Linked DNA regions of Homo sapiens: region 1 is linked to region 2. Evidence: chromatin loops called from intact Hi-C (ENCODE). Cell type or tissue: CD4-positive, alpha-beta T cell. All regions are shown on one strand. Links, peaks and the distances in the headings refer to the core of each region. The heading gives the core; the rest is flanking DNA.

Evidence for each region. Hi-C counts contacts between places; a loop is a spot of excess contacts. Peaks named below come from ENCODE experiments on the same cell type or tissue, not always from the same donor. Only the 100,000 strongest peaks of a DNase experiment are listed, where the experiment ranks them.
Region 1: it touches region 2 in a loop (3-fold over the local background); 7 of 110 quality-filtered maps call a loop at or near these places.

What each region holds. Positions count from the first base shown.
Region 1 is chr4:15,644,073-15,653,962 of GRCh38, reverse strand. It overlaps FBXL5 (F-box and leucine rich repeat protein 5), which reads left to right. Exons shown (of 11, transcript NM_012161.4): 2 at 9,255-9,470. It also overlaps a transcript of FAM200B not described here. Among named protein-coding and RNA genes, the nearest start is that of FBXL5, 6.3 kb to the left of the region's middle. RefSeq lists silencers at 5,206-5,305, 6,574-6,799. In CD4-positive, alpha-beta T cell, for the core only: CTCF peaks have their summits at 3,598 and 3,798 (motif pointing right); DNase peaks (open chromatin) are centred at 2,092 and 3,852; H3K4me3 peaks cover 288 bases; H3K27ac peaks cover 836 bases.
Region 2 is chr4:15,452,968-15,462,857 of GRCh38, reverse strand. No RefSeq gene overlaps it. Among named protein-coding and RNA genes, the nearest start is that of CC2D2A, 12 kb to the left of the region's middle. In CD4-positive, alpha-beta T cell, for the core only: CTCF peaks have their summits at 4,885 and 5,085 (motif pointing right); a DNase peak (open chromatin) is centred at 5,107.

The DNA.
Region 1 (9,890 bases), core at 711-8,710, 190 kb before region 2:
AGGACAATGGTTTGCAACCTTGGTTGCTTATTAGCCTTAAACTAAAAACTATTAGAAGTCCTGATGTCTAGGTCACTAAAATTAGGATTTCACCCAGACATCAGGTATAAATGATTAAAGCTCTCCATTTGAGTGCAGTATGCAGCTGAGGGTGAGAACCACTCATCTAGGAGAAGCATGAGGAATGGTTAAGCCATTAAGCAAGAGGGTATATCCCTGAATTTTTTACTTAGCAGTATTATAGTGTTTTTATCCTCTCTGGCTTTTGAATATCGTTCATTCAGACACCATTCTTTAATAGCAGGAAAGAAAAAAAAAATGGTCTCAAAAATCGAAAGTGGAAGTGAAGACTAACAGAATCCAAGGTTTTCTCTCCACTTTAGACTGTGGAGAGGTAGCCTAGGATCACCTGAAATTATATGGAAAATTTTGTGCGTGTGTCCATTTTCCTAGGGTGTTTGTAGCTTTCATCGATTTCCAGATGATTGTGACCTCCCAAAATAAAGAATCACAATTTAATTTACTTGCAGACTAAGGCTAAGCAGCCTTATTTTAAAATTTTCAAGAAGTTAGTCGCTCTTTTTCTGTCTCTTCCTGGTGGTTGAGAGTATTTGAACAAATTTTGAAAATGCAGTTGCTTTTTTACAAGATATCTGAGCCAAGAGTCTTTTCAGTAATGTTCCCACTTGCATAACTAGTTTAATAAAGCATTTTCAATTTGACATGGTGTAAGTCAAAATTATTACTAATTCTGAATTAATTAGATATAGTTAATGAGATTGTTGTATACGTTTATCACGAAGATTAAAAGTCCAATTTTCTGAACTGAAACTGAGGCGATTTAGGGAAAAAAAAATGCATAGGAATTTTACATCTGGATTTCTTCTTGATACTGATAGCCAATGGAAATCTCTCTTAGGATGTCCTTTGGGAGCTAGAGTGGAAAATAAGTATTTTGTAATGGTTCAGTAATCTTAAAGGAATTAAAGGAAGAGTACCTTGTTTGTTTTTATCCATTTATCATCTCACGTTTTGCCATCCTTTGGTTGTATAGACCAAGGATATCCAACCAAACAGTTTACAATAAAACTATATAAAATGAGAACTAGTTTTTATGCTCAGACTAAAAAGGTACAAAATAGTTATTTCACTGTACAAATTTGGGCTCTGAATGCCCAGTTATTATCAAGAAGTCAGTTACTATTTTCAATATTGAACTTCTCAAGTAGAATGTATTTTAGAAGCATCCATTTATTTACTAGCATCAAGTAAACCACTTATATGCTTAAGCCAGTTAGTATAATGTATTCCAAAGTTATGTTAGTCTACTTATTTTTTAGGTATAAAGGTGAATAGGATGAGAAAATAAATTTTCAAAAGCTGACAGATGTATGTCTTAGACCATTTTAAATATTGCTGTACAATACCCGATTTAATACTTTGCCCATGGATTTCTTTTTACATCTGTAAAAAGTTTTATGGAAAGGTTTTTCACCTTTGTTATCCAGACAACAGTGCTTTGAGTTATGTAAAGACAAGGTATTTCTGTTTTATAGCTGGGGACTTAGAGGCCTAGATTAGCTAGGCCAAGGTTACATAAGCAGCTAGTGGTAGATTCAGATGGAAACCCAAGTCATTGTTAGGATTCCTAGTTTAATTTTCTTTATATTAAATCATAGTAGTTTCTTACTTTTTTGGGAACAATCTGCTAAGAAATCTCCTGCTAATTCACTGACCTTTCAGACTGGGATGATGTTAGTAAATATTTATATTGAATGACATCCTTTTTCCATTTTACTTCAATTTCTCAGTCTTTTCTCCAGTTCTCCAAGGTTAACTCCATTAATTCTGTCAGTGAGCATTGGAGTTTCTACCGTCTACTCTGTAGTAGCTTGTACTACAGAAAGACGTTGGCAATGTGACATGTGGTCTCTAGTCTCAAAAAGTTTACAGTCCAGTATGTAATAACATCTATGCTAGGATGGAAATCCAAATAGGGTATAGTGGGAGCAAAGGGAGTTACACGGTCAGCTCCACATTAAAGTGTCAGGAGTGGTCTCTTTGAATTGATTTCTGAGAGAAGAGTAGGCTGTGGTTGTCAGGATGTGGTTAGTTCAGAGATTCCCAGGCTTATATATAAACCAGTTATTAAAAACTCAAGTGGTGGAGGCCTTAAGGTGTGCCCAAATTTTTCAGGTAAGGGTATTAAAAGTGCTGTTTACTTTTATGAAAGAATTTATTTATACATTTATTTATACAGATAGGACATTTTATGACCCAAAACTCTTAAGTGGGAAGAAGCTTAGAGTAATTTGAATATATCCTTTTTTAAAAAATGAGTGAGTATAGCTTTATTGTCAGTTTTCCTTCCCCCCTCCGCCATTTTTCTGCATACCTGTAACAATTTATTGACTGGCATTTGAGAAGATTGGCTTAGTGGAGAAAATATTGAATTGAGACCTGTGGAAGAAGGAAAAGGGAATTTAATGAGTTCTTACTACATGTCTACATTGTTTCTTTTAATCTTCACGAACTACTTAAGCCAAATATTATCCTTCATTTAAAGTTGAGGAAACAGTCTTAGTGGTTAAGTAACTTACCCAACTCATTCAATTAGTAATTAGTAGAGCCTGAATTTTAATCTTAGGATTTTTTTTCCCCTTCGGAAGCCCATGGGTTTTGCATTACCTTACTAGTTCTGCTACTTATTGGTAGCTCTATGATTTTATGCAAAACAGTTTACCTGTGGGTCATCATTTTTTCCATCTGTAAATTTGATCAGCTACTTACTAAGGTTTCTTCACTGAGTATAAGTCTCCCTTGATTAAATTAAAGCATTGTCTGAGTGAGTAGACAAAGTAAAAATGTATTTGGGGGAATAATATATGTGTTTTTGTTATGCCGTTTTCTTATCTATTTTTGAATGTACTGTATCGTCTTTAAGTGACATACCACTTTTGAGAATCAGTTTGAAACCAGGCTGTAATACTTGATTTATCACTGTAGAATGTCTGAGACAGAAAGTCAGTTATAGGTTGGGTGCAGTGGCTCATGCCTGTATCCCAGCACTTTGGGAGGCCGAGGCAGGTGGATCATGAGGTCAGGAGTTCAAGACCAGCCTGGCCAAGATGGTGAAACCTCATCTCTACTAAAAATACAAAAATTAGCTGGGCATGGTGGCGGGGTCCTGTAATCCCAGCTACTCAGGAGGCTAAGGCAGAATTGCTGGAATTGGCGATTGCACTCCAGCCTGGGCGACAGAGTGAGACTCTGTCTCAAAAAAAAAAAAAAAAAAAAAAAAGAAAGTCAGTTATAAATCCTTTTAAAATGTGGAAGATATCATGTTACTATTTGTTAATTATGTGCGTCCTTTTATATATATAAGTTCTTTGTTGAATTTGTGAGGCATCAGAGTATATAACTTTATAGGTCACTAGGAACCTTTATATTTTACTGTAGAAGAGTGCTCTTCAAAATGTGTCCTGTGACCTATTAGTAGTAGGTCATAAATCTCTTTTGTGGGTCCGAAACAGCATTAAAAATTTAAACCGAAAAGTAAATACTAGAGTACATCACAGATAAGAGAGGGAAATACTGTTCCCTGAAATTTGTTTGAAGTGTTTGTGATGCGTGTGAATCTGGATTGCACTATATTTCATACTGAAGGTCATGGTTAACAGTATTTGAAAAACAGTTTTCTAGAGCAACATTTCTTAACCAAAGCATTATTGACATTTTGAGGCAGATGATTTCTTTTTTATGGGGGCTGTCCTGTGCGTTGTAGGATGTTTAGCCACATCCCTGGGTTTTATCCACTAGGTGTCAGTAGTACATTTCCGGTGGTGACAACCAAAACTGCCTCCAGATCTTGCCTTTTATCTCTGGGGGATGGGTAGTGGGGTGGCAAAATTACTGCCTTGGTGAGAGCTGTTGCTTTAGAGCAAGTGTTCTTTCTGACAATTTACTCTCTTGTATCTGAAAAGATAGCTTTATTAATGGGACTAACATTGTGTATGTAGAAAAGTCATAGATGTTAGAGTTTTAGGGACTTGGTCTCGGTTTTGTTGTTCACTAGTTGTATGATGTGGGGTAAATTTTCTTCCTGAGACTCTGTTTGTTAGTCTGTAAAATGAGGATTTTGATATCTACTTTTTAGGTTGTTTTAAGAATTAAATATATAAAAACACTAGGGTAATTTCTCACACATCATTGGCTTCCTTCCGTATGTCCTAGAACCATTAGTGTCCAGGTTTTTTTTCTCCATAAAGTCTATATGTGAAGGCAAACAATTTTAAAAACTATTTATATAAACAGATTTCAAAAAAGTTAAATTGTGTATATTCTGTTTATTCTTTTCTTTCTTTCTTTTTTTTTTTTTTTTTTTGAGACGTAGTCTTGCCCTGTCTCCAGGCTGGAGTGCAGTGGTGTGATCTTGGCTCACTGCAACCTCTGCCTCCCGGGTTCAAGCAATTCTTCTGCCTCAGCCTCCTGAGTAGCTGGGTCTACAGGCGTGTGCTAACCACGCCCAACTAATTTTTGTAGTTTTAGTAGAGGTTAGCAGAGATGGGGTTTCACCATGTTGGCCTAGATCTCTTAACCTTGTGATCCGCCTGCCTCGGCCTCCCAAAGTGCTGGGATTACAGGCGTGAACCACTGTGCCCGGCCCTGGTTATTCTTTTAACTGCTAAATTTACTAACTTTAGGTACCGGGTTAAAAATGTTTGCACTTTTCATGTGGAGAAAAACTGAGTTGGGTAGTATCTTTAAGGACTTTTCTCTCTGTTGCTCTTTTTTTTTTGGCTTTGTTTTCACTTCATCAAATCAACAAACATGTTGAGGATTTAATATAGATAAAAATCTTATTTCTTCAACCTGTTGTACAAAATATTTTGTATTCTCCACCAAGAATTTAACTTGATCTGTTGATCTGTTGATCATTTTTTCCCAGCTTTATTGAGGTATAATTGACAAATAAATATTGTATATATTCAAGGTGTACAATGCAATGCTTTGATATACATGTACATTGTATAATGATTACCAAAATCAAATTGACACATCCATCACCACAAACGATTACCCTTTGTGTGGGAGTGGTAAAGACACAGAGGATGTACTCTCAGCAAATTTCAAGTACATAATACAGTATTATTAGCTATAGTCACCATACTGTACCTTATATCCCCAGAACGTACTCATCTTAGAACTGAAAGTTAGTGTTCTTTTTTCAGCATCTCCCCATTTTCTCCATCCCCTGCCCCAACAACCACCTTTCATATTCTCTGCTTCTGTGAGTTCTACTTTAGATTCCATATATAGTGAGATCATACATTATTTATCTCTCTGTCTCTGGCTTATTTCACTTAGCTGTCTTCCAGGTTCATCTATGTTGTTGCAAATGACAGGATTTCCTTTTTTATGACTGAATAATATTTTATTGTATATATCACATTTTCTTTACTCATTTGTGGACAAGCACTCAGGTTGGCTCCATATCTTGGCTATTATGAATAATGCTGCATTGAACATGGGAGTGCAGATATCTCTTAGAGATCCTAATTTTATTTACTTTGAACATATACTCAGGAATGGGATTGCTGGAACTTATGAAAATTACATTTTTAATTTTTTGAGGAATTTCCATACTGTTTTCCATAATGGCTGTACCAATTCCTTTCTAATGATATTTTATTTTGGTCTGAATACAGAATTAATAACAGAAAAGCCTACTAAATAAGCCTTACAGATGCCTAGGTAGGGCTTATATTCTGTGTTCTTTATATTAACTTATTAAATTATCACAGGTAGCCAGGTGCAGTGGCTTGTGCCTATAATCTCAGCAACTCAGGATGCTGAGTCAGGAGGATCGCTTGAAGCCAGGACTTTAAGACCAGCTTGGCCAACATAGTGAGACCCCGTCTCTAAAAAATAAAAAAGTAACTGGGTGTGGTGCACACCACACCTGTAGTTCCAGCTATTCGGAAGGCTGAGGCCAGCAGGAGGATCACTTGAGCCCAGGAGTTTGAGGTTGCAGTGAGCTATGATCATGCCACTGCACTGCAGCCTGGGTGTCAGAGCAAGACCCTGTCTCAAAAAAATTCTCACAAGAACTCTGTGAAGTAGTTAATATTATTAGCCCTGTTTTACAGATGAAGAAACTGAGGTACAAAGAAATGTAATGACTTGCTGGTAGAATGGATTTACACCTAGGCAATCTTGCCCTAGAGTCAGTGCTTTTAACTACTGTGCTAGGTTAGCTGGATATAGATTCTACCTGTAATTTAGAGTCTCTTTATATAGTTACTATAGTTAATTTGACTGTCAGTTTGTGGCATGAAACTAATCTTTACCTTAATGTGTTATTAGATCTAAAAGAATTTCTAATAGTCTAATGAGAATATATGCAAAATTCCCTGTATGTCTTTTAATATATTATTTTTCTTAACTCATGTTAGGGCATTACAGTCTTCCCTTGGTATCCTCCTATTTTGTGGGAGATTGTTTTCAGGACACCCATGAATACCAAACTCCATAGATGCTCAAGTCCCTCAGATAAAATAGCATAGTATTTGCATGTAACTTACACATATCTTCCCATACACTTTAAATCATCTTTAGATTACTTATAATACATAATACAGTGAAAATGCTATGTATGTAGTTGTTATATTGTTTTTTGTTGTTGTTGTTTATTTTTATTTTTTTCAACATTTTCTTTCTTTTTTTTTTTTTTTTTTTTTGAGATGGAGTCTTGCTTTGTTGCCCAGGCTGGAGTGCAGTGGCATGATCTCGGCTCACTGCAACCTCTGCCTCCTGGGTTCAAGTGATTCTCCTGTCTCAGCCTCCCGAGTAGCTGGGACTACAGGTGCACACCACCACTCCCTGCTAATTTTTGTGTTTTTAGTAGAGATGGGGTTTCACCATGTTGGTCAGGCTGGTCTCGAACTCCTGACCTCAGGTAATCCACTCACCTCAGCCTCTCAAAGTGCTGGGATTACAGGTGTGAGCCACCATGCCCAGCCTTTTTCAATCCACAGTTGGTTGAATCTGTGGTTTCTGCATCCCCACGGAGGCTGACTGTGTTTACTTTTTGCCATTAAAAAAATAATATCTAGAAGCTGGAAACCATCATTCTCAGCAAACTGTCGCAAGGACAAAAAAACCAAACACCGCATGTTCTCACTCATAGTGGGAATTGAACAATGAGAACAACATGGACGTGGGAAGGGGAACATCACACACCGGGGCCTGTTGTGGGGTGGGGGGAGGGGGAGGGATAGCATTGGGAGATATACCTAATGTTAGATGACGGGTTAATGGGTGCAGCACACCAACATGGCACATGTATACATATGTAACAAACCTGCACGTTGTGCACATGTACCTAAAACTTAAAGTATAATAATAATAATAATAAAAAATATTTAGCATTAATGGTTTCTTTTGATTTTGTACCCTGCTTCTACTAAGGCTATTTTTAAGTTTGCCTTTTTTTTTTTTTCCAAAAAATGATACATGATAGTGTTTGCAGAGATTAGCCACCAATAGATTTTATTGTAATCTTGTGGGGCATTTCTTATGATTTAAAAAAAAATCTATAATATGTATTTAACCAAGTATGTCCTGCCTGTGTTTTTTGTGTGGCTTAAGAGCCAAGCATCACTTTTACATTTTTAAATAGTTGGAAAAAATCAAAAGAAGAATAGTATTTTGTGACATGTGAAAAATTATATGAAATTTGAATTTCAGTGTTTATAAAGTTTTATGGAAATACAGCTACAGTCATTCATTTACATGTTGTCTATGACTACTTTTGTGCTACAACTGCTGAGGTAAATAATTGCTACAGACCACATGGCCTGCAAAAGTTAAAATATTTATTACCTGTCCTTTTATAGAAAAGTTGCCAATTCTTGCTCTAGATTATTTACTTATGTATTGCAGTTAACTGTTCATTGTCTTATTTACCTTCACTGAAATGGAAACTCCATAAAGGCAAGAAATCTTTGTTTTGTTCATTGATATATCCCAGGTACCAAAGAACAGTGCCTGCCTCATCATAGCTACTCAGTAAATATTTGTATAGAGTAAAAAATGTATGAATTTATAAAAAATGAATATTTAATTTTCAAAATGATAATAGCTAATGTTTATTGAGTACTAACAACCATGTGAAATACAGATGTTTTATTATATCCATTTAACATCAAGATTAACACATTAAGAAAGAAAAGTAGGCCGGGCGTGGTAGCTTATACCTGTAATCCCAGCACTTTGGGAGGCCGAGGCGGGTGGATCATGTGGTCAGGAGTTCAAGACCAGCCTGGCCAAGATGGTGAAACCCCATCTCTGCTAAAAAATACAAAAATTAGCCGGGCGTGGTGGCGAGCACCTGTAATCCCAGCTACTCAGGAGGCTGAGGCAGGATAATCGCTTGAACCCAGGAGGCAGAGTCTGCAGTGAGCTGAGATCATGCCCCTGCACTCTAGCCTGGGCGACAAAGCAAGACTCTGTCTCAAAAAAAAAGAAAGAAAGAAAAGTAACTTACCCAGGGTTACACAGTTAAGTAATGGTAGAACTGGTATCCCATCCTAGAGAATGTGACTTTAAAACTGGTTCACTATGACTCTTAAAATGCATAATCCGCACTACTTTTTATAGAAGATAGTTAATTCTGTTATGTATAGTAGGAATAATTTTGTTTTAGGAGCTTCTATGTCATCTGTTTTGATGCTCTGTCATCAGACCGTCATTCCTGCTGATAATAGGCAATAAGACAGCTTAGATTATGTTCCATTTTAGGAATACTAGATACTTTAGAAAGCAAGTCTAGGAGGTATGGTGTTAGTAGCTTTTCCCCTTTCATCTACCCGTCTGTTGTATTTAACCTAATCAAGTTTCCCTCTTTAAAATTTCTGCCTGCCTGTATTTAGCATACATATAGAGTAATGAAATTTTAGGTTTAGAAGGGGCCTGGTTTAATCTCTTCTCTTTAAAGAAACCGTGATTTGTGCACATATCATTTTTCTGTGTCACCAGGCCCTCCAGAATGCAAACCAACATCTTCCTGGCCTAGTGCACTTTTTATTATACCATTATAACTTGTTAATTTATGAATTTCTTTTATTTGTACTTTAACCAAGTGTAAGGGAAGTATGCTGTGTGCAAAAGTGAATAGGGATGTATTTGAATATTTTTTATTTGTGCATATTTGCACGTATTTATTACACTTTTCTTTTTAAATTTTTATTCAGCTTTCTAAAACCAATTTTTCCAACAACAACGATTTCCGTGCTCTTCTGCAGTCTTTGTATGCTACTTTCAAGGAGTTCAAAATGCATGAGCAGATTGAAAATGAATACATTATTGGTTTGCTTCAACAACGCAGCCAGACCATTTATAATGTACATTCTGACAATAAACTCTCCGAGATGCTTAGCCTCTTTGAAAAGGGACTGAAGAATGTTAAGGTAAGTTGCAAAAATGGATATTCAACTGTCAAAACTTGTGCCATCTTCTGGTATATCATTGGCAAAACTTGTCACTGTTTTATAGTAAATGATGTAATGTTGAAAAAAATTATTTTGTCACTTGTTAAAGATGGCAAGGAAGACTATTTAAAAAGAACTACTGCAGTGGGGAGTTTGCAGTAGTGGAGAGAGATCAGTCCCGACGGTGAATACAGTAAGGACAAGTAGGGATTTATATCCAAGGGGCAAAGTGGGAAGAGTGGATGGAAAACTACTGAGGAAACATCAAGGCCAAGGGGATTCTTGCTAGACTAACTATAAAATTCTTGCTGAAGGCAAGAGGATAGTAACATATTGAAGGATCAGTAGTTTGATTAGATGTAGATGCAGATCAGATACTAAGGCTGAGAGATTTTTCAC
Region 2 (9,890 bases), core at 703-8,702:
ATAGCAGCAGAAAATGGATTAAAGGACATGTTGTCTTAGTTGGCTTGGGCTGCCATAACAAAATATCATCGACTGAGTGGCTTAAACAACAGACATTTATTTCCTGCAGTCCTAGATGCTGAAGTTTGAGAACAAAGAGTGACATTGTCAGGTTCTGGTGAAGGTTCCCTTCCTGGCTTGTAGATGGCCACCTTCTATCTGTGTCCTCACAGGCTAGAGATCAAGTGAGCCCTGCTCTCTTTCTCTTATAAGGACACTAATCCTATCATGGACGCCCCACCCTCATGATCTCGTCTGAACCTAATCACCTTCCCAAGACCCCACCTCCAAATGCCATCACATTACGGGGTAGGTCTTCAACATATGCATTTTGCAGGTAACACAAACATTCAGTATGTGACACATGTATACCTAAAAAAAAATAAGCAAATGCATTCAATGCCTTTGAGGATAATGCCACTAAAGTATGATGCATTTGAAGCCTCTTTGGGAGACTAGGATACTGTACAACACTAAAAATTATAGAGCCCGATATGAGACTACTATGCTATATTCTCTTTGGGGTAAAGCTGCAGTGGTGCATTATTTAGGTCAATAAATGGCTAAAATATGCCTTTCACACTTGTACATGTGAAACACAATCGTAGCTTTAGGTGAATGTGTCATTTTTACTGGTTCTTTGAATTTTATACTACTTTTGATTGTAGCTGATTCATTCTCTCTGAAAGAAAAATTTATCACAAGGGAAAACCTGACTAAAATAAGGTTCAAGTTGGACACTGAAGAATGACTTTTGAATCATAAATTTTATAAAACCATGCCTTTCAATTTGGATTTATCTTTTCCAGTTTACTGAATTACATACCTCTCTCCCTCAAACATAACTTGAACTCCAGCAAATTAGAACCTCTTGGGTTTATAGTAAATAGAGAGAAACACTTATTGACTCAGATACATTGACTGTGTAGCCCATTTTTATTTTATAGATACTAAAGCATTTAATTTTCTTCCTCTAGTGCTATGATTTTCAATCTGTTTTGAATTGCACACTTTCTTCTTATTTGCTGCATTTCACAACATTCTCACTTTCTAAGAGAGCTGTTGGAGCTATAGAGAATAAAATGCTGTAAGACTCATTTTATTTAGAGAGTCATGTCATAATTTGAATTAACTAGAGATGCTCTTACATATCAGAGAAAACTGCTGCTCCAGTATAAGTAGTGAATTTTTGTTATTTTTGTTGAAAAGGATATTTTTCTATAATTTTTATATTCTTTTCTCTCCAGCTACTTCCCTTAAATGCATCTCACTGGCAGGACCTGCTTCACCAGCTTAGTGTACAAATATCATCAGAACTCTTTCATTTTCTGTGTAGTTGCTTGAAAATATTCTTGCCCTTTTTAGCAGGGCATGTAATGTCTCCGTCTTGAAGCTTCATTGCTCTCTAGAATTGCTCATAAATCTTGAGGGGCTCACTTGATTCAAAGGGTAACCCTTTGTGCAAATGCCAATGGAGAGAGAAGTAGCTAGTCAATTACTGCTGGAAATGGTTCCCAAGAAGTCTAAGCAATTTTGCTCTCAGCTACATTGATGTTTCTGTTAGTCATACCAGCTGCCTCACATTAGAGATTCCAGGTTTACCCTCTTTCAGGTTATACTAGTGCTTTTCAACCAATTTTGACCCTCTTGGACATTTGGCAAAGTTTGGGGATATTTTTGGTTGTCACAACTTGGTGGGGGGAAGGGAGTGCTACTGGCATCTCATGGGTAGAAGCCAGGAATACTGCTAAACATCCTACATTGCATAGAACTGTCCCCGCACTGCCATTCCAACATAAAAAAATTATCTGTCCACGTATGTCAAGGATGCTGAGGTTGAGAAACCCTGTTTTTTCCAATATGATTTACACCCATATGATCTGCTACTGCTTCCAGAATTTAGCAGGTTTTAAGACCTCAATCCCAGGTTACATTTAAACCAGGAATGGACCCTCCTGGAGCCCAACATCCTCTGAGTTCTAGTTTGAACCATAGTCACCAATCCACAGCCCACAAACTCCCTTTCCTCATGTTGCATTCCCCTCCATAGAGGCAAGTATCCTTTTTGGCTGATCAATCTCAGTTTTAACCAACCAAGTTTATCACTGAGTTTTTAATGCTATTGAAATTCAGCAGAAAAGAAATTAGTATCAAAATTTCTTTTTCCTCTAGGAGGTTTCTTGGCTCCCTTTGCAGATTTATTCAATGTATGTCAAAGAGCACAAGGGGCATTTTGAAAATTGGGGAGCATCAGTCATGCCACAGAAAATGATGTTATATTCCCATTTTCCAGGGCAGTGGGTGTCCACTTGCCTTACATTTGCATAATCAAGATGAGTTGCTCACAGGACTCTCCATTTGAAACAAGATCTTACCCAAGGAGACTTACTGAGCTTACTAGAGAGAGGATTAGCTGATAATACCCTCCTGATTAAAAAGTAGGTTTTGCTTTCCTACACAGCCTGATCCATCTTTCATTTTTTCATGCCCTGTGATGCCACAAATTGTACTGTATTTCCTTCCAATGCAGCAATTGCTAAAGATACTTGGGAAAAAGGCAGTTTGCTAGACTCAATATAAGAATGACCTCTCTGCTATTCCAGCTCAAGAATTTTCAACTCTTTGCTGTTTGTAGCCACAGCTCCTGGTACAGACAACTTTGCTTTACCCTCTGATGCAGAAGCTTGGGGACCTGTAGGGGTTTGGGTGCTTATATTGGTACAGAGCATAGATTGGTAAAAAAAAAAAAAAAAAAAAAAAAAGTACCCAGGAGCATCTATACTTGTTTCCTGAATTCTGCTAAATTGAGAAGCTATGTTTCCAACATCCTTAGATGGACTAGGGTATAAATAGAATTTTCATGGACTTGCCTCTGATCTCAGTCACTGTTGATGTTTTTGGAAATGCATGGCAGATTCCAAAGAACTGACTAGCAAACAGATTTCTAGAGTAAAATCCATCCATAAATTGGTAGCTGCTTGTGTTCTCACTATTTGAGAGATGGAATTTGGAGCAGAGGACAAAGGGTTGCCTGCTACTATGCATCATTCTGCTCTCTGGGGCTTGGACTCTGAGGGGCTTTGCCATACTAGAGGATTTTCCTGTCAGGGAAATATGGACACTGCCATGTACTGTCCAACTAGGGCCAAACAGAAAAACAGTAGCACTGCAAGGACCCAGCCAACTTCATGACGGTGGACTAGATTTTGTGGATCACAAGTGCCATCATATCTAGTTGCCAGCTTTTAGTAATTCTCTGTGTTATAATTTTCGCCTCTTATCTCTGACACATCTGTAAAATCTTATAATTGTTCCCTTAGAGACTCATCTATGCTGTGGGGGAATTACAGAAAGAATTTATATCCATGCTCGAGATGAGAGGGTAAAGTAAAGAAGAGTAATTTCAGTAGCAAGAATGATGGTATCAGTGGAGATTGCTAAAATTCTCAAAAGGCAAGTAAATTTTAGGAACAATGATTGGGGATCAGTGTTGAGCGTAAGTTTGCCCCTTCCTATATGGAGATTTTCTCTCCTCACTGCCAGCCTGGGTTATTTTTCCAAGGGATCCTGAGAATCACTCACGCTTTCTCCATGATACTAATGTATGCTTGAGACCTTCAAGACTCCCTCCTAATTCAAGTCTCTGCTAACACCAGAAAAGGATCCATCATCATTAACAAGCCTGCCTTCTTTCTTTATCCTTCTAGTGCTTACCACTAGCATAGCTGTTGACACATCATTTTGTCTTTCCTGCTGGGTTTCCATTGCTCAGGGAAGCTCCTGGTGCATAGCAGACACTCAGTAAATATGTTGAGTGATTGAAGGAACAAACCAACACACAAAGCAAAGCCTTCACTGAGTCCTTATATAAGGAGAAGAACTTATGACTGAGAATCTAAAAAACATATGACTGAGATCTAAAAAACACAAACTGATGACTGAGAGTCTAAAAAACACAACCTACTTTCGAATCAGCTGTGTGGATTCAAAGAGCCAGAAATGCTGCATCTGTTAAATTTGGAAAGTCGTCACTAGTAGGAGGGGGTTCCATGGGCCAGTGAAGAGGTCTTTTAGGAGTAGTAGCATTTAGTGTGAAACTGAACTGCTGGCCTCAAATCTTAAATCTGCCATTTGCTAGTTGGGTAGCAAGACAGGTAGCTTTTGGTTTTAGTTGGTGTTTAATTTCAAATTAAAATTTATCTTTCCATCAATTTATTCATCCATCTGACATTTATTTAGTGCCTGCCACATGGCAGATGTGGTGCAAAGTACTAGAGATTCAAAGATGATTAAGAAAAAATCCTCACCCTCTAGCTGTTTACCATCCAGTGAGGTTGAAACCTCTTGATATGGTTTGGTTGTGTCCCCACCCAAATTTAATCTTGAATTGTAGCTCCTATAATTCTCATGTGTTGTGGGAGGGACCCAGTGGGAGATAATTGAATTATGGGAGTGGTTTCCCCCATACTGTTCTTGTGGTAGTGAATAAGTCTCACGAGATCTGATGGTTTTATAAGGGGAGACCCCCTTCACTTGGATCTCATTCTCTCTTTTGTCTACTGCCATGTAAGATGTGCCTTTTGCCTTCTGCCATGATTGTTAGGCCTCCCCAGTCAGGTAGAACTGTGAGTCCATTAAACCTTTTTTTCTTTATAAATTACCTAGTCTTGGGTATGTCTTTATCAGCAGCGTGAAAACGGACCTCTAGTCACACTTATCCCATCAAGCTTTGCAGGAAACCACAGAGGGATTATCTGATAACGAAATGTCATTTTTACTCTAATTGTTTATGAATTACAGTGTATATGACTAAGTAGCTTTAATAAATGTATACTAGGCAATGGGAGGAGATCCACATGGAAGACAGAAGACCTTGACTCTAGTCCCATCTTAGCGACCACTGACAAGGCCCTCATCGTTTATGGATCTCTGTTTCCTCTTCTGGAATATGAGGTGGGCAGAGAAAGTTGATTTCTAAAGTTTCTCCTAGCCCGCACTTGGATTTTACATAATCTCTGGAAATGGTCTCTAATAGAGTAGTTATTGTTGCTGGCCACTAGAGGTCAGTACCTTAAAAAGTAAACTGGATTCTCCTGCCATCAAAGTATGCCTTGAAGCAAAAGCAAAATTACTGTTTTCTTATCTTGGTTAGGAAGAAACATTCCCAAAGAAACAGTTTTCTCCTTGACATATTAGAGCTTGTAAGATGACATTTCCAAACTCTGGCTGAGCATTCACTGCAGAGTTCACTAACAATCTTAGTGTGAGAGATGAAGGAGCAGAAGGTCTGGCCCTAGCTAGTGAAGAACGTATGGTTTCTGCACAGACCTGAATGCATTGATAGCTGTGTAACAGGAGGAAAGAGGAACTGAAAATGACTCTTCTGTAGAGCAAGCCCCTCACTGTATCCAGTGGTGCACTTGCCCCTATCTGGTCACTGAGAATTAAAAGGTAAATATGTTTTTAGATCAGCTCTTTTCTCATAGATGTGGTAGGGAAGGCACAATTTTTGTTCCTTTCCCTGAGTTCCTGCTGCTCTGAAAGATAGGAACTTCCACTCTCTTAATAATTAGTGGCTTACCTCTCCATGGCTCCTTCTGGTGGAGGGAGGAGGAGGGATTTCTCTGATTGGTGAGATGGCAAGAGTCTGGTACCCCCTGGGCTCTGTGTTGGGAGTGGGCTGTGTGTAAAAAGTCACTTGCACATGTGGCCTCTCTTGGGTTCTATGAGCTTGATTTGAGGGGAGGGAGACCTCTGTTCTCTTTGAGGCTGAATGGAAAAGTTTCTGTTGTGGGATGCTAATCAGGTCTAGACCTGGAGGCAACTACTGGGAAGTTTGTTTCAACCTCATATCCAAGTTGCTCTCTCTGATTTGGTGCTACCAGTAGGAAGACAAGTATTTTGGTACATATGTGGCTTCTGTGTGCATTTCTCAATTGGCTTGGCACCCTCAGGGGTGAGGAGTGGGATTAAATGGAAGCCCTTCTCAAATCCTATCAGTGGAGGTGGATTAATATAGTCCCCTCACAATTCTAATGACTGCAGGCTTGCTTGTGATGTTGTTGGTGTAGGGTTTAGGTAAGAGTGGGGCTCAGGGTTGTCCTTGGGGATACAGGACCAGGGAAAGGAGACAGATACAGCCCTCAACAACTTATGCAGCTGAAACCAAACTGAAATGAATATAAGGGGCAAATAGTAGAAAAAAATCATTAAAATTCAACTTGAGGAGTGTGTAGGAGAGAGATGTTTTGTTCTGCTTTGCCTAAGTCATGGTAGTTGTGCAAAAAGTGTTGGTCTTAAAACTCAGGCTTCTTTTGGTACAAGGTGGTTCTGTGTCCCCCAGCTGCTCCCCTTTACCCTCTCCCATCCCGTTACCTCTTTATTCACAAGAGAAGAAAAACAAATAGAAAAGATCTCCAACAATTGTCCAAATAATTCATTCATTTATATAGACATTTCTTCATTCATTCATTCATTCATTCATTCATTCATCCTACCAATATTTACTGAGCTTTGATTATGCACCAGGCAGTTTCAGGTACAGGGAACTAAGCAGACAATACCCCCTTCTCTTGTGGGGCCAACATTTATTTGAGGGTTGACCAAGTACGGTGGCAGATGAAGTCATTGCCTCTTCCATATCCCTTGCATTAACCAATTCAGGGTGCTTTGATAGATTTTTAACTGTCTTATCTCCATCTCTGTGCCTGAAGCCTTTTTTCAGAACCCTGCAAAGTCACTTTACCTGAGCACCAAAGGCACTCTCAAAGTGCTGGAAAAATATTGATCCTGAGAGCGGTCCTCAGCCAATGACTCTTGGGAGTTGGTCTTTAAACACTCCGGCTTCCTCCCTTTTTGGGTGAGCTGATTCGGTGTGTGTTATCCTGTTCTCCTGGGCAGCTCCTTGGGATGAGCTTCAATCAACCACAATGGCAGTTAGCTTACAGACACAGTTATTGTTGCTCTGTTGCTTCCTCACTACCCTATTGGTGTTTCCTGCAACTCCCAAATAACCACTTATACTCAAGTCCTTGTCTCAGAGTCTGCTTTTGGGGGAAATCTGCTAAAATTGTCATTTTTTACATATATTACCACATTTTGTTCTTGCAAAGACCCTGTGAAATTATGAACTGAACATCGCAGTGCCTACCTGATGACACACTTTTGGAAAAAAAACAAAACAAAACTGCCTACATCTCGTGCTGATGGGCTTTGAGCAGGCAACTGTGCTTTATACCAGTATTCACAGTCCTAGCTGATGGGACCGAAGGAGGGTGTGGATCAGCTGCAGCCAATCCCCAGGCTGGCTCTTTGATAAACAGGGGCCTGCCAAACATGAGATCCTCACTCTGGGGATTTGAACTGAGACATGAAGAAAGAGTCAGCAGGGATTGAGCAATTGGAGCTAAAGCAAAGAACATGTCATGAACTAGAGCTGGGCTGGGAGATGCCAGCAGAGATTGAAATGATGAGAAATCAGAATCCATGCTGTAGAAAAGGCAGATAACAGGGTGAGGAAACCTGTGAGTGGTATGAGAAGCCCATGGATGCAAAAGAAGCAGAGACGTGAAGCAGAGTGGAGTCAAGTTCTTCACTGAGGGCCAGTGTCAGGATCTACCCTGGCCTCCACCAAGGCCCTGGAGGGCTGTTGGAGCCACTCAGCTGGAAGTAATGGCCTATAAGGCCTGGTCCAAGCAGAACTCCAGCACCCATTACTCCTGCTCTGATTTTGTAAAATAGCGATTTCAGAAGGCAGTTGCCAAGTTTTGCTTTTAATTGGGAGTGCAAAACTAGGTATAGCCTTGCCTATTGAATTAGAATACAAGAGTTTCCAAACTTTCGTTAGAACTGGAAGGGTAACCAAAGGCTCCTTTAATTCAGGGAAGGCAAGTTGATTTCATCTCAAGGGTACATGCTTGTTGATGGATGGACCTGGAGACTTTGTTGAGAATTCTGAGGCTGCCCTGGGGCACAGTGGGAAGAAATGCTTCTATCTATTACCAATGTCTGCCATGAGTTTGGAGAAAGACAGCACTTACTTTCCACCACCAATCCAGTGTGGAATCAGAGGCTTAAAGGATTTAGGTGATTTGTCTAAAAGTCACACAAAGCTGATTATTGGAATTCCTGGGGCTAGATCTTGTCTTCTGACTTTCCACCCAAAAGATTCTCTAATGGCTTTCTCATCCAGCTAACTTTGGCCCTTTAAAACTGTTTTAGGAAGCTAAGAATCCCTTCTCAAAAGAACAATTACTTCTTGTTATATGAGAAATTATATGCACGGCCTTCCAAAAAGTTAGTTGGACTCATATTTATGTTTTTGTAGGTGAATTTTTGTTCATAATTTAGAGTTGCCAAATTTAGCAAAAAGGAATACAGGACACCCAGTTAAATATTTGAGACAGTTTTCTACTAAATGATTGTTATGTGAAATTTATATTTGAATCTTCTGAATTTTATCTGGCAACCCTAAAAGGGAATCAGGTGGGCAACTCCTTGTGTGGACACACCTTGATATATTGATGGATATATGGCTTCTGGGCCCTGACCATCTCACATACTAACCTTCTAGTTATTATTTGTCAATATTCTGACCAACTGGGACATCTCAGGAGGCTGTGCTTTAATTTTAGTTCTACATGTAGTAAGACCTGGATGTTTTCTGTAGAAAATCCTTGCAACTCTCTTTGTTGTTCTGGAGTAATAATAATAGTAAGACCTGAGTGTTTTCTGTTTCAGTAACAATGGGGATGCTCAGTGGTGCCAAATTTATCTGAAACTGTGGTTGGAATAGATCACTGAGACTTTGTTTTTTCTTGTTTATTTCCACCAAGGCAGCATCTCACAATCTTGTAAAAGATAGTACTTTTGTAATGAAAGAGCATCTATGCAACCCCTTAGAGTTTATGATTTTTCTCCTTTTAGTGCTAGCAGATCATTTTTTGGAACCCTAACTATATTGGGCAAGTCTTTACTTCGGTAAGTTCTGCCACCTCCATGATGGCACTGGAGTGAAGCCATGAATTCAGTCTTCTTCATATAGCTGCTCATAAATGCCTTTGCCATCTGACAAATGCATTGGTTCTGAATGACTTCATACTGTTGTAATCCATTGGGTTCATAGTTCTGGACTAAGAAAAACTCAATAAAATGATGTAAACTCAAGACTAATTTCCCTCCCTGTTCTAGTTAGGAAGAAACAATTTAAAAACATATAAACTAGTATTACTTGGTGGTAATCTTGCTTTAAAAAATCCTCTGGAATAGACATCCAGGTACGCCACCAGGAAACTTTAAGAATGATATCGTGTTTTACACTTCAACTCCTAAGAGTTTTATTTCTCTCTCCTTAGACATTTTCTCTGCAATTTTTGGAAACAAAATAATATGCAACTAGCCTAAGAGCATACATAAAATATTTTATGTAAAATGAGTACAATGTTTATTGTAAAAATTAAAAATAAAGGTCAAAAGAGTAGAGATTTAAAATTCCCCATTAATATTTTAATTTAGACTTTTTCTATGCATATGGGCAAACAGACTTTAAAAATGAAATGAGTACTGAAAATATTCCTCAGTCATCTACTTTGTTTAGTTAATATTTTGTGAATATCTTATGGTGCCAATACATTTCCATCCTCTTTTTTTTAAAGACAGGGTTTCCCTATGTTGCCCAGACTGGCCTCAACTCCTGAGCTCAAGCAGTCCTCCCCAGCAGCTGGAACTACAGGTGCAAGCTCTTGTGCCTGGTGGGGCATCCTCATCATTTTTTATGACTCTGTTTCATTGGATGAGTGTATCACAGCTCATTTCACCCATGTTGAGGCTATTTCTCAATTTTCCATATTGCA